2 separate regions of the Mus musculus genome follow, and region 2 is linked to region 1. A link is a loop called in an ENCODE intact Hi-C map of the cell type or tissue named here. Cell type or tissue: heart. All regions are shown on one strand. Each heading gives the region's core, and the rest is flanking DNA. Links, peaks and the distances in the headings are about the cores only. Region 1 overlaps Gm45940 (a long non-coding RNA gene). Region 2 overlaps Ipo11 (importin 11).

Region 1 (5,353 bases), core at 1-5,000:
TCATTGCTGGACTAGTCCAACCGTAGCCTGTAAGCCATTCTAATAAAAGTTGCTTTACCATATGTGTGTGCATGTGGATATGTGTGTCCATGTGATGCTGCTGAGCTGTGCCCTTTCCTTGTCCAGATTTAACAAGCTGGTACACAAACATGAGCAGGAGGATGGGAACATGATGTCCTTGCTTCACCAAAGTCTAAACAATGCAGAGAGCAGTTGCCACCAATGCTCTAGCAAAACAATCATCAGGACTCACTTGGGAATAAGTAGACCACAGTCGACTCTTGAGTCAGCTTACAAGAGTCTCAAACCCAGGTTTCATGGCTGCCGCACTCAGGGCCTCACACTCAAGTGTGCATCTTTTTTTTTTTTTTTTTGCTCACCGGATGTATTGACCACTCACAGCACACTGTTCCCATGAAAAGACTTACATCAGCCCCTAGTTCCCTTCTCCCATTTCCATAGAGCTGCCCACTTTCCTACAGTCACGCTGGGTCTTGTTCATCTTTCTCTAGCTACTCTCACCACTAATGCCCTCTCCAGGCAGCAGGGTGGGGATTTTAAGTGAATACTTCCATTGTGCTTGCCTCTGGTTCAATCTGAGTGCTGGCTGCATATTCAAAATATCTGATGTGTGTGTGTGTGTGTGTGTGTGTGTGTGTGTGCCCGAATGCTTGCTCGCTCTCAAGTGTGCATATGTTCAGAATGCACACGTGTATGCATGCAGAGGCAAGGGGACAACAACCTCTGATGCCATTTCCCAGGAGGGCAAACCATTAAGACAGTCTTTCTCATTGGCCTTGGGCTATGTAGACAATACTTCCTACGGAATCTGCTAGTATCTTCATCCCCAGTTCTGCGATTACAAGCATGGCACCCTGCCCTGTAGATGTAATTCTTTGGGGTTCTCTTATGCCCCCTTTGCTTCCAAGCAATTGCAACATCTATGCCTGCTCTAGCTTGTTTTATCTCCTGAATAAATGACATAGCTCCCGACCCAGGGACGTGGTGTTTTTATTATCAAGTTGCAAGCAGTAAGCTGTGCAGGTTAGGAGCTATTCTAACAGAACTAGGATACCCACTCTCCAGCCACATGTTCTATTAGTTGCCATATGGTCTTGCCCTGGTGTGCTCTGGATCTTCCTGGTCCCATCTACACACCATCTCTCTACCTTTCCCCTTCTCCCCCCCTCTTTCTCTCTTCTTCCCTCACTTCCTTCCTCCCCTCCTCTCTCTTGTCTCTTTGGGACGCCCAGGCTGGGATCAACAATTTCACCCTATTCTCTTCTGCCCAGCTAACTGGCAGATCAGCTCTGTATTAACCAATCAGAGGTGCTGGAAAATCATTTTTACCATTGAGACTGGAGATGCTTGGCTTTGCCACCGTCCAGATGTTAGGCAGCCAGATGTTAGGCAGCCAGATGTTAGGCATAGAAACCAACATCTGAATACGGCGCACAAACCAGTTCCCAACAAGCCCAGCCTTTATATGTGGGTTTAGGGGATCAAACTCACGCCCTCATGCCTTCAAGGCAAGGACTTTATTGACGAGCTATCTCCCCAGCCCCAGGAACACTGGATATCTTTTACAAAGTACTGATGGCCGGGTTCCATCCTAGACATCATGTGCTGCTCAGGAACTCATGCTCAGTGGACGTGGGCATAGGGAGGGTCAAGGATGAACCGGCTCTGTCCTCTCTCATACTTTATTTGGTTAGAGGTTTCCTGGAATGATGGTGCCTGTATGATAATGTCTTTTATTTACTTTTGTTCCACTGTTGAACTTGTAGGTCCTTGTGGCTCACCCTGACTTCTTTCAATCCTCCCTAAGACTGGATGGCTCCAACAGGGCTCTCATTACCACATGCGAGCCCGCTGGGCAGAGGTAGGTGCATTTCTCGTCTCTTCTAGGTGATCGGGTGTTGCCTGGTTGATCATAAGTCATGGTCCTGGTGTCTAGGAGCTATCAGAGGTGGCCAGAGGTGATCGGAGTACAGGGGTAAGAGATTTGAGGTGGGGCTTGAAAAAAGAAGTCTCTACTGTGTCTGAGAAAATACACTGCAAAGCTTTCACTTGGTAGGGAGAAAGTCTGTTAAAGTTCAATTGGATTATCTACATTGTCATCTGCTCCAAGAACTCATAAGACCCTAGAAACTGGTCAAGTGTGCTGTGCCAGCCTTACACACCAATCTCTGTGCAGACACTCGGGTTTAGAATGACATGTATGCCCTAGAGAAATAAGATCAAAGCTGGGAGCGATGGGAAGCTTCTATTACCCTAGTATGTGGGCAGTGGAAGCAAGAGACTCATGGCCAGCCTGGGCTACATGAAAGCCTGTCTCAAGAGAAAAATAAGCAAAACTAATCCAAATCAAACAAGAAAGGAATCATTTTAGACATGTCTATGGCATGGGAAAAAATCATGAAACTTGGAAGTTACAGATCTCAGCTTGACCTTGGTGGATGCAGACTTGCATCTCAGTATTATTATCTGTAAAATGGGTGGGTGACACAGGCTGTATGTGTGTGATGAAATACCTGCCCTTACCAGAAGGTGGCAGCACACACAAAGAGTTGAAGCCACTTGTTCTTTTCCTTTGGGTGGTCTCCCTACAGGGAGCCTACACATTCTTCCTGCTGTAGTGTTCTCGATTCTTGCTCAGATATGAGTGCTCCTCAGAGCTCTGATAGGCAAACTATACAATGTGCAGTCTGAAAATCTTCCCTAAGGAAAAGGGCTCTGCTTAGCCCTTGTTCACCCCACCCAACTCCCGTACCTCTGTACCTAAGTTTGGGAAATAAAAAGGGAGCAATTCACCATTTCACAAGCAATTTCGATTTCTCCCAAGGAGAAAGGAATGTGAAGAATGCTCCATGCTTTGCCTGGATGTGTAAGGCTTTGACTGATTGTTGTGGACAGTTGGGAGTCAGTGATGGTAATGCCCACTAAAAACAGTATAGACGGGGGTGGGGGTGGGTGGGTGGGGTTATGGGGGGTCGGGGACCACAAATGACCAAATGCCAGGCCCAAATTCAGTCCGCTTTTAACAGTGCAGAGGCTGTGTGCTCTCCCTCTCCCTTCCCATTACCCTGTCCCTCCCCCTTCCTCTCTCTCTCCTCACTCTCACTCATTATATATTTCTGGTTGGACTGGTCTAGAACTAGCTACGTAGACCAGGATGGCCTCGATCTCATAGAGATCCACCTGCCTCTGCGTTTTGAGGGCTGGGATTTAATTAATTAATTAATTAATTAATACAATCAGATAAATTGGCGGGGGGCGGGGTTGGACTAGATTTTTTTTATTATGTATTTTCCTCAATTACATTTCCAATGCTATCCCAAAAGTCCCCCCCCCCCCCACTCCCCTACCCACCCATTCCATTTTTTGGCCCTGGTGTTCCCCTGTACTGGGGCATATAAAGTTTGCCTGTCCAGTGGGCCTCTCTTTCCAGTGATGGCCGACTAGGCCATTTTTTGATACATATGCAGCTAGAGTCAAGAGCTCCGGGGTACTTGTTAGTTCATAATGTTGCACCTACAGGGTTGCAGATCTCTTTAGCTCCTTGGGTACTTTCTCTAGCTCCTCCATTGGGGGCCCTGTGATCCATCCAATAGCTGACTGTGATCATCCACTTCTGTGTTTGCTAGCCCCCGGCATAGTCTCACAAGAGACAGCTATATCTGGGTCCTTGCAGCAAAATCTTGCTAGTGTATGCAATGGTGTCAGCGTTTGGAGGCTAATTATGGGATGGATCCCTGGATATGGCAGTCTCTAGATGGACCATCCTTTTGTCTCATCTCCAAACTTTGTCTCTGTAACTCCTTCCATGGGTGATTGTTTTCAATTCTAAGAAGGGGCAAAGTGTCCACACTTTGGTCTTCGTTCTTCTTCAGTTTCATGTGTTTTGCAAATTTGGACTGGATTTTTAAAATGACAAGTTATTTTGTGTGTGTGCCCTTGCACAGGCCATGGGGTGCATGTGGAGACCAGAGGACAATTTTGTGGAGTTGGGTCTCCCATTCCACCAAGTGGACCTTGAAATGGAACTCAGTGCATCAGGTATGGGGACCTTTCCCCACTGAGCAATCTTGCCTGCTCCTGGACTGAGTTTAAAGTGCAAACTGCGGATTGTGAATAGAGCACATTTTTTTTTTCTTTTTTCTGCTGACTGCTGACTAGAGTTGATGACCACCTCAAGGAAGCCAACATAAGTCAGGGTCTGGCAGGAGGCAAGACGTAGTCAAAGTCTTCCCTGGGGTGACCCACTTGCTATTCGTCTGGAAGCCAGTGGCTCTCAGCCTTAGCACATTTGGATTATGTGTGGAAACTCTAAACTGCCATCTAAATACATCACACCATAGACCCTTGAAGCCAACTGGCCTCACCACAGATGAATAACACTGTAGTCCTTTTCACAACCTCCCCCATGATCCCAAGAAGTGGCCAGGGTAAAAAAACCATTGGTTTGGAGAATGGGCACCCAAATTCTCAGAGTTGCCAGAATTCTTGTCTTTCCCATGAAAAGGGTACCTTCGGGGCTATGTGCTTGGTTACTAAGAGCCCAGCTGTCTGGCTTCCACTGTGTAAGAGAGCTGATGTGGCTGAACCACAGGCAACAAGGGAGAGGCCAATGGGGATGGTTGGTGCTTCTCAGTGCTGACCAAGTCACTTTGTCTCCTTTGATAATAACAAGGGAGGTGACCTCACTTCTGGGACTCCCAAGTTTCACAAGTGGCTATCTTTGTCCTTTATCTTCAGATGAGCAAAGTAAAGCTTCGAGCAGGTGAGCAGCTGCTGAGGGAAGATTTGATGCATTCTGTTTCAAAAAGCTCAGCATTGAAAGCGTGCAAAAACCTCACTGGGAACATTCAGGAAGTTGACCGGCTGCTGCTTCCAGAAGCCGTGCTGGGAAAGTGATTCACCCAGCTTCCCAGTCAGAAGTCAGGGGCCTGGCAGTCCCTATAGTCTGTACATGGTGGCTCCCTTGGAGGTCCTTGTCCGGTAGAACTGAGCCACTAGCAGAGAGGAAACAGCCAGAGGAAAGAGCAGAAGACAGGCTCCCCCTGTTGTCCACTGCAAAGGCTGCCCACCTTGGGGTTTAAGGCAACAGCCACGCTCAGATCTGGCTTTCCAGTGCTTGCTGAAGCCAGAGAGCAACCTTAGAGGACCTCCCAGGAGGGGCGGAAACCTTCATTCTTGGTTTAATTGGCTGGAGCCCTGTGATGGAGAGTGATGAAAGTCAGATTAGTAGGAGAAAAACAAGACTTTCAATACATCTTGTACATAAGCATGGGAGCACGTGAAAGGTGGTACAAGCCTCGAGCTGGCCTATGTTCTATTAGGAGGGAGCGAT
Region 2 (5,387 bases), core at 155-5,154, 180 kb before region 1:
TGTTTTGCTGGCTGCACAGAATCAAGGGAAGTAGTGTGTTGAGTTGGGCCTTAGGGTCTCCTAAAACACACTGAAGAGGTTAGCTCTTAGATTCTTGTTGTAGATTTGTTTATGATAAGGAGTTGTTGCTCAGCATGATACACACCTGTAATATCAATTTCTTGTTATGTTCTGACTGGAAGACTGCAAATTTGAGGCCCGATTGGATAACTTAGCAAGACCATATCTCAAAATAGAAAGGGATGGAAGTGTAACTTAGAGCTATGGCACTTGTTAGCATGTGTATTCATGATCCTTCTCCTTCATTTTCTACCATGGTGGGCTTCTAGGCATGTATGACCACATCTAGCTCTCTCAGATACTTCTATAAAACCTGTCTGCTAGATGCTTTAGTACCCTTGATGAAAATCACAAGGTTATGCTTATAACAGCATATAGAGACATTTTAAAATATGTTCTTTTCTAGGGTTTTTTACATGGAATATTTGAACGTCTAAAACAGTTTCTGGAGTGCAGTAAGTGTTTCCATTGCAGTTTTGACTGTAGAGCTACATTCATTACTATTTATCCATTTTAATTAATAGCTCTGATTAATGAGGGCTAATAGATTAGTGAATTACTTCCAACTTATCAATAGTTTCTACTCTGTAGGTGTAAATCTTGTACAGTGATTTGTCTCAGTATCACTTTTGAACAGTCTGAGTGAGGGCTTGGTAGGTGGCAGATCCTGTATGTGACTAGAATTAGTATCGTCAGATTTGGTAAGTAACTACTGAGCCTGTATCAGAAGCTTAGTTTTGCCTGCAGAGCCCTGTCTTATCCTGAGTCCAGAGAAACCTTTCCTAAATGCTGCATTGTGTGCGCATTCTTCTGTCTACTTAATATTGCTACCCTAGGCACCATCATTTCAAGACAGAATAAATAAATACTATGTGTTAAGTGCTACTTAGATTTTTATAGATTATCTCTCTTAGTATGGGTTATATATCACTCGGATATTAATTTCCCAAAATTATACCTTATGTAATTGTTTGTATCCTATGTCCCACAAAGGAAATATGTTGGGGTTCTACTTTTATTGGTGACTTGTTATCCTGTCCCTTCCATATATGTGATTGTGATGTGCACACACACACACACACACACACACACACACACACACACACACACTGACTTGAATGTGATTGAATAGCTGAGTTCCCAGAGCGCACACATGCACGTGCACATGCACACACACAGTGAGTATATTAAAATACTTGCTGTCTGAATCTAAATCTCATTTGTAGAGGTTGTTGATTACTTTATACATGTTTTTAGTTCAGCAAATACTTAATGGAACATGTTGTTAGGCATTTTCTTGTATTGTAGTTAATTTTTAAAAACAGGTTGCTTTGCTCTGGTCATCACCAAGAGGGTAGTAGAAGTTAGATGAATGAGATAAATGTCAAGGCAGAATGAGGGGAAAGGAATTGACGGACAGCTGTGTTGAATATACAAAATTAAGTAGATGAGTTTTTTAGAAATTTACAGGTTTATTGTAAAGTGACAAAACTATGAAGAACACATTGTCCTTTGCCTGCTTTGAACTGAAAATGCTTCAGATACAGCTGATTTAGTTTTTAAAAATGCCTTATAATTTGTTGCTAAAATTGTTACCATTTTATTTAAAATGTTAAGTTTAAATTTTGGAATTAGTTTTGTTCATTGTAATTTTGATTACAATTCTGTTTTATTAGGAACAAATCTTGCTATTTCAACCATGAATTTCTTATGTGAAATATCTTATTTTTAATAAAATTTTGATGTGTTTTGTGAATTTACAGACTACTAAAAACTTAAATTTTATTCTTAATAGGCAGAAGTATAGGTACAGATAATGTGTGTCGAGATAGACTGGAAAAGACCATCATTCTTTTTACTAAAGTGGTAAGCTTTCTCTTTTAGTTATGTTTGTTTACCCAAGTATAATACACCCTCACAATTAGAAAGGAGATATATTTGTAATATTTTTTGCTTTAATGAAAGGAAAATTAGGTTTGTGGAAAACTGAAAATAGCTTTTGTATCTTTAAACTATGTATAGTAATTAAATTTACATACCCAATGTCATAGTTTACATCCTAGCACTCACAAGCGTTTGGTTATGTTATCAGCACTGGGCAAAGGAAATCACCCAAAATGAGTATTAGAAAAATTGAGTCTTCTAAAGTTCATTATTCTTAGATTTATCAGAGAAAAGCAGGAAAAAGGAAAATAGCAGTTCAGCCAGAAGCGGATGAGACGCAGCTGGCAGCAGCTATACTATTACAACGTGTATTCACAGTGACTTCAGATTATCATCACAACTACCACACCTTTTGAGTAGAATTTATGGTTTTACTGTACTAGGCAATGCATATAAATGCTAGAGCTAAGTTTTCTATAATATTTTGTGAAAGTTGATGTTTGGAGAATTAGTAAGAAATAAAAAGAACTGTGTGGTGCCACTTGGGAAGGCCTGATTAGAGACTGCATGCACAAAATGGGTACTTAAAAGTGGTCAGAGTATCTTGTTCCTTTTACTGATGCCTTAGTAGTAGGGTTAGACTTTAAGGCCAGTTGTCTTCATTTCTCACATTCTAGATAGCATCAGCCATCAAAACCAAATCACTTTCACCTTTAAAAGCCCTATACAAAGCTGACTTTATTTATTTATCTGTTTATATTTATTTTGAGACAGGGTCTCTGTGTAGCTCTGGTAATCCTAGAACTTACTATGTAGAAGACCCAGTTGGCCTCACCTCACAGAGATCCGCTTGCCTCTGCCTCCCAAGTGCAGGGATTCAATGTGTGTCTCCACGCCCAGCCTGATTTAGATTCTTCACATAGAGAAACTAAGAGGATGATGACATTAAGTCAGGAGGGCAGTGGATGGCACTGACACTTGGCGTGCCTTTCTGTTAGTGTAGTTCCTGCTGGCTGTCAGAGAGTTGCTGAGGGGCATTTCCTTTTTTATAAAGGATTCTAGCAGGTAATGTAAGAGGAGTAATGTAATGTCATCATTGTGTAACCCTGAAGGACGTATCAGGCCCAGGCAGTGGTCATCAAGAGTAGGAAGGCTGCTGAAGAGATTTGGGTACACACTCATCAGATGGTCTCGCACATAGAGAGCCAGTATTATGCACACAGTCTGTTTTAAATAGTTTTTAAAATGTTTATTTAATATGAGTGCTCTGCTGCATGTACAACTGCAGGCCAGCAGAGGGCATCAGATCCCCTTAGATGGCTGTGAGCCACCATGTGGGGTGCTGGGAGTTGAAGTCAGGACTTTTGTAAGAAATAGCCAGTGCTCTTAACTGCTGAGCCTTCCCACATAGTCTGTTTTAGAAACCACATTTATTAGTAGCCTATTGAGTTTCTTATTTCTTTTAGCTCTGTAATTCTACTTTTTAGAACATGTTTACAGCAGTAACTTTACTTAGAAAATTTATATTCATAATTTCCCATTTTTTTCTAAAGCTTCAAAAATTGGGACATTTAAAACATTGACTTAAATGGGATTGAATAGCTGAGTCCTCTGAGTTCCCAGAAAGTTACCGCTCACCTGTCAGTACATAGTCAGCCCCCCACCCCCCTTTTTTTTGAGGCAGGGTCTTACTCGTGGCTGACCCGGTACTTATGGTACTCACCTTGTTGTCCAGGCTCACCTTGAACTCTTGCTTGTGCCTCGACTGAGATGTAAGACTTGCTTTTCTGTCTCTGCTCTTTTATGCTCATGCTGCTTCTCCTGACCTTTGCTGATTATCTCAAAGCAAACCATCCATCCACCCAGAACACAGAGTTCCACGTAGCCTGTTATGGCCTCAGACTTGATGTTTGTCTAGGGAGGATCTTGAACCCCTGACCCTTGTGCCTCTGCTTCCCAAGAGCTGGGATCACAGTGCGGACCCCAGCCCTGAGGACTTCTCCCCCTTGCTGCTTGCTTGCTGAGATAACAGTTACTTTCATGAAGCATCTTGCTTGTTTGTTTTTTAAATTACATTTATTTATTTGAGGTAGGGGACGGGTCACGTGTGGAGATCAGTAGACAATTAACAGAAGTTGGTTCTCTCCTGTGCAGATCTAGTGTAGGTTTGGCAGCCAGCACCTTTCCTTGCTGAGCCCCCCGAAGCAGTTGTATTATTTAACGTGTTCTTTCTCCACATTCTTCTTCCCTGTATTTCTTACACATTTGTAGTGAGATAGAGACTTGATCACGTTCAGTCATTTGTCCCAGGACAGGAGGGTCTATGGTAAGGCGACTTCCTGTGTGTCAGGTACTACCTCATCTCAGGAGGACGGCCTCCGGCTGTGTGCGTGCACGGTTGGGTTAATGGATAAGCTCTTACAGCTTATCTCAGGCAGCCTTCTTGCCTCCCTGGGGGCAGCTGCTGGTGACCGCTGTCTAGATACACTGTTCCCCAGAACTTACATGGTAATAGCATTCTAATTCTTCTGCTTCTTTTGCATTCCTTAGCTACAGTGCTCTGTAAATAGGACATTTCTTTTAGCAGCTATTTGATATATCAAAATATGGTTCATAGGAAAGGCAGTCTTGGTTTTTTAATGACCTCCTCTCATTATTGTTCCTTTTTGAAAAGCTAGCATATATTTAATATTTATATATTAATATATTTATAGATTTTATATCATATTTACTTGTTACCAAGTTAACTATGATGGGATCTTTTTAGTCCCTGCATTAGAAATACTAGAAAATTCTGAGGCTGGCTTAGCAGTTAAGGGCTCCTCTAAGGGATCCAAGTTCAATTCCCAGCACCTGCATGGCAACTCACAGCTGTCTGTAATCACAATTTCAGGGTGCCTGTCCCACCAGGCATATGTGCGTGCAGGCAAAATACCCATAAAATAAAATAAATAAGTCTTTAGAAAAATGAATACTAGAAAATTTTTTATGAGGTATAGCTTGGGAAAAATCTATGATTTTCCAAGAAGATTGCAGTGTATGAGGAACTGGTGATGCCTAGAGGTCCCAGGAAGTTTACATCTGGTTAAACGTTTATTAATAAACTTACAATTGCAATAATGAGTTCTATAGATTTTGTACAAAATACCATTCAAGTTTTTTTCTTTATAGCTCTTGGACTTCTTGGATCAACACCCCATTTCATTTACTCCTCTAATTCAGAGGTCACTGGAATTTTCTGTAAGCTATGTTTTTACTGAAGTTGGTGAAGGCGTTACATTTGAGCGATTCATTGTCCAGTGCATGAATCTTATTAAGATGATTGTCAAAAATTATGCTTATAAGCCATCCAAAAATTTTGAAGGTAATACTCCACTGAATTTTAAAATTTTAATCCAAGTGTGATGTAATTACTGTTTTGATATAATTTTCTTGAAGTTCAT

What was found. Peaks named below come from ENCODE experiments on the same cell type or tissue, not always from the same donor. Only the 100,000 strongest peaks of a DNase experiment are listed, where the experiment ranks them.
Region 2: a loop joins it to region 1, with 2.4 times the contacts of the local background. A loop is called at or near these places in 4 of 42 quality-filtered maps.

Annotation. Positions count from the first base shown.
Region 1 is chr13:106,713,197-106,718,549 of GRCm38, reverse strand. Gm45940 (a long non-coding RNA gene) reads left to right here. Exons shown (of 3, transcript XR_873901.1): 2 at 1,788-1,882. Among named protein-coding and RNA genes, the nearest start is that of Gm45940, 6.2 kb to the left of the region's middle. In heart, for the core only: a CTCF peak has its summit at 2,537 (motif pointing right); no DNase peak of the experiment used is centred there.
Region 2 is chr13:106,892,344-106,897,730 of GRCm38, reverse strand. It overlaps Ipo11 (importin 11), which reads left to right. Exons shown (of 30, transcript NM_029665.4): 8 at 467-515; 9 at 1,856-1,926; 10 at 5,116-5,308. Among named protein-coding and RNA genes, the nearest start is that of Ipo11, 42 kb to the left of the region's middle. In heart, for the core only: a CTCF peak has its summit at 3,234 (motif pointing right); no DNase peak of the experiment used is centred there; H3K27ac peaks cover 647 bases.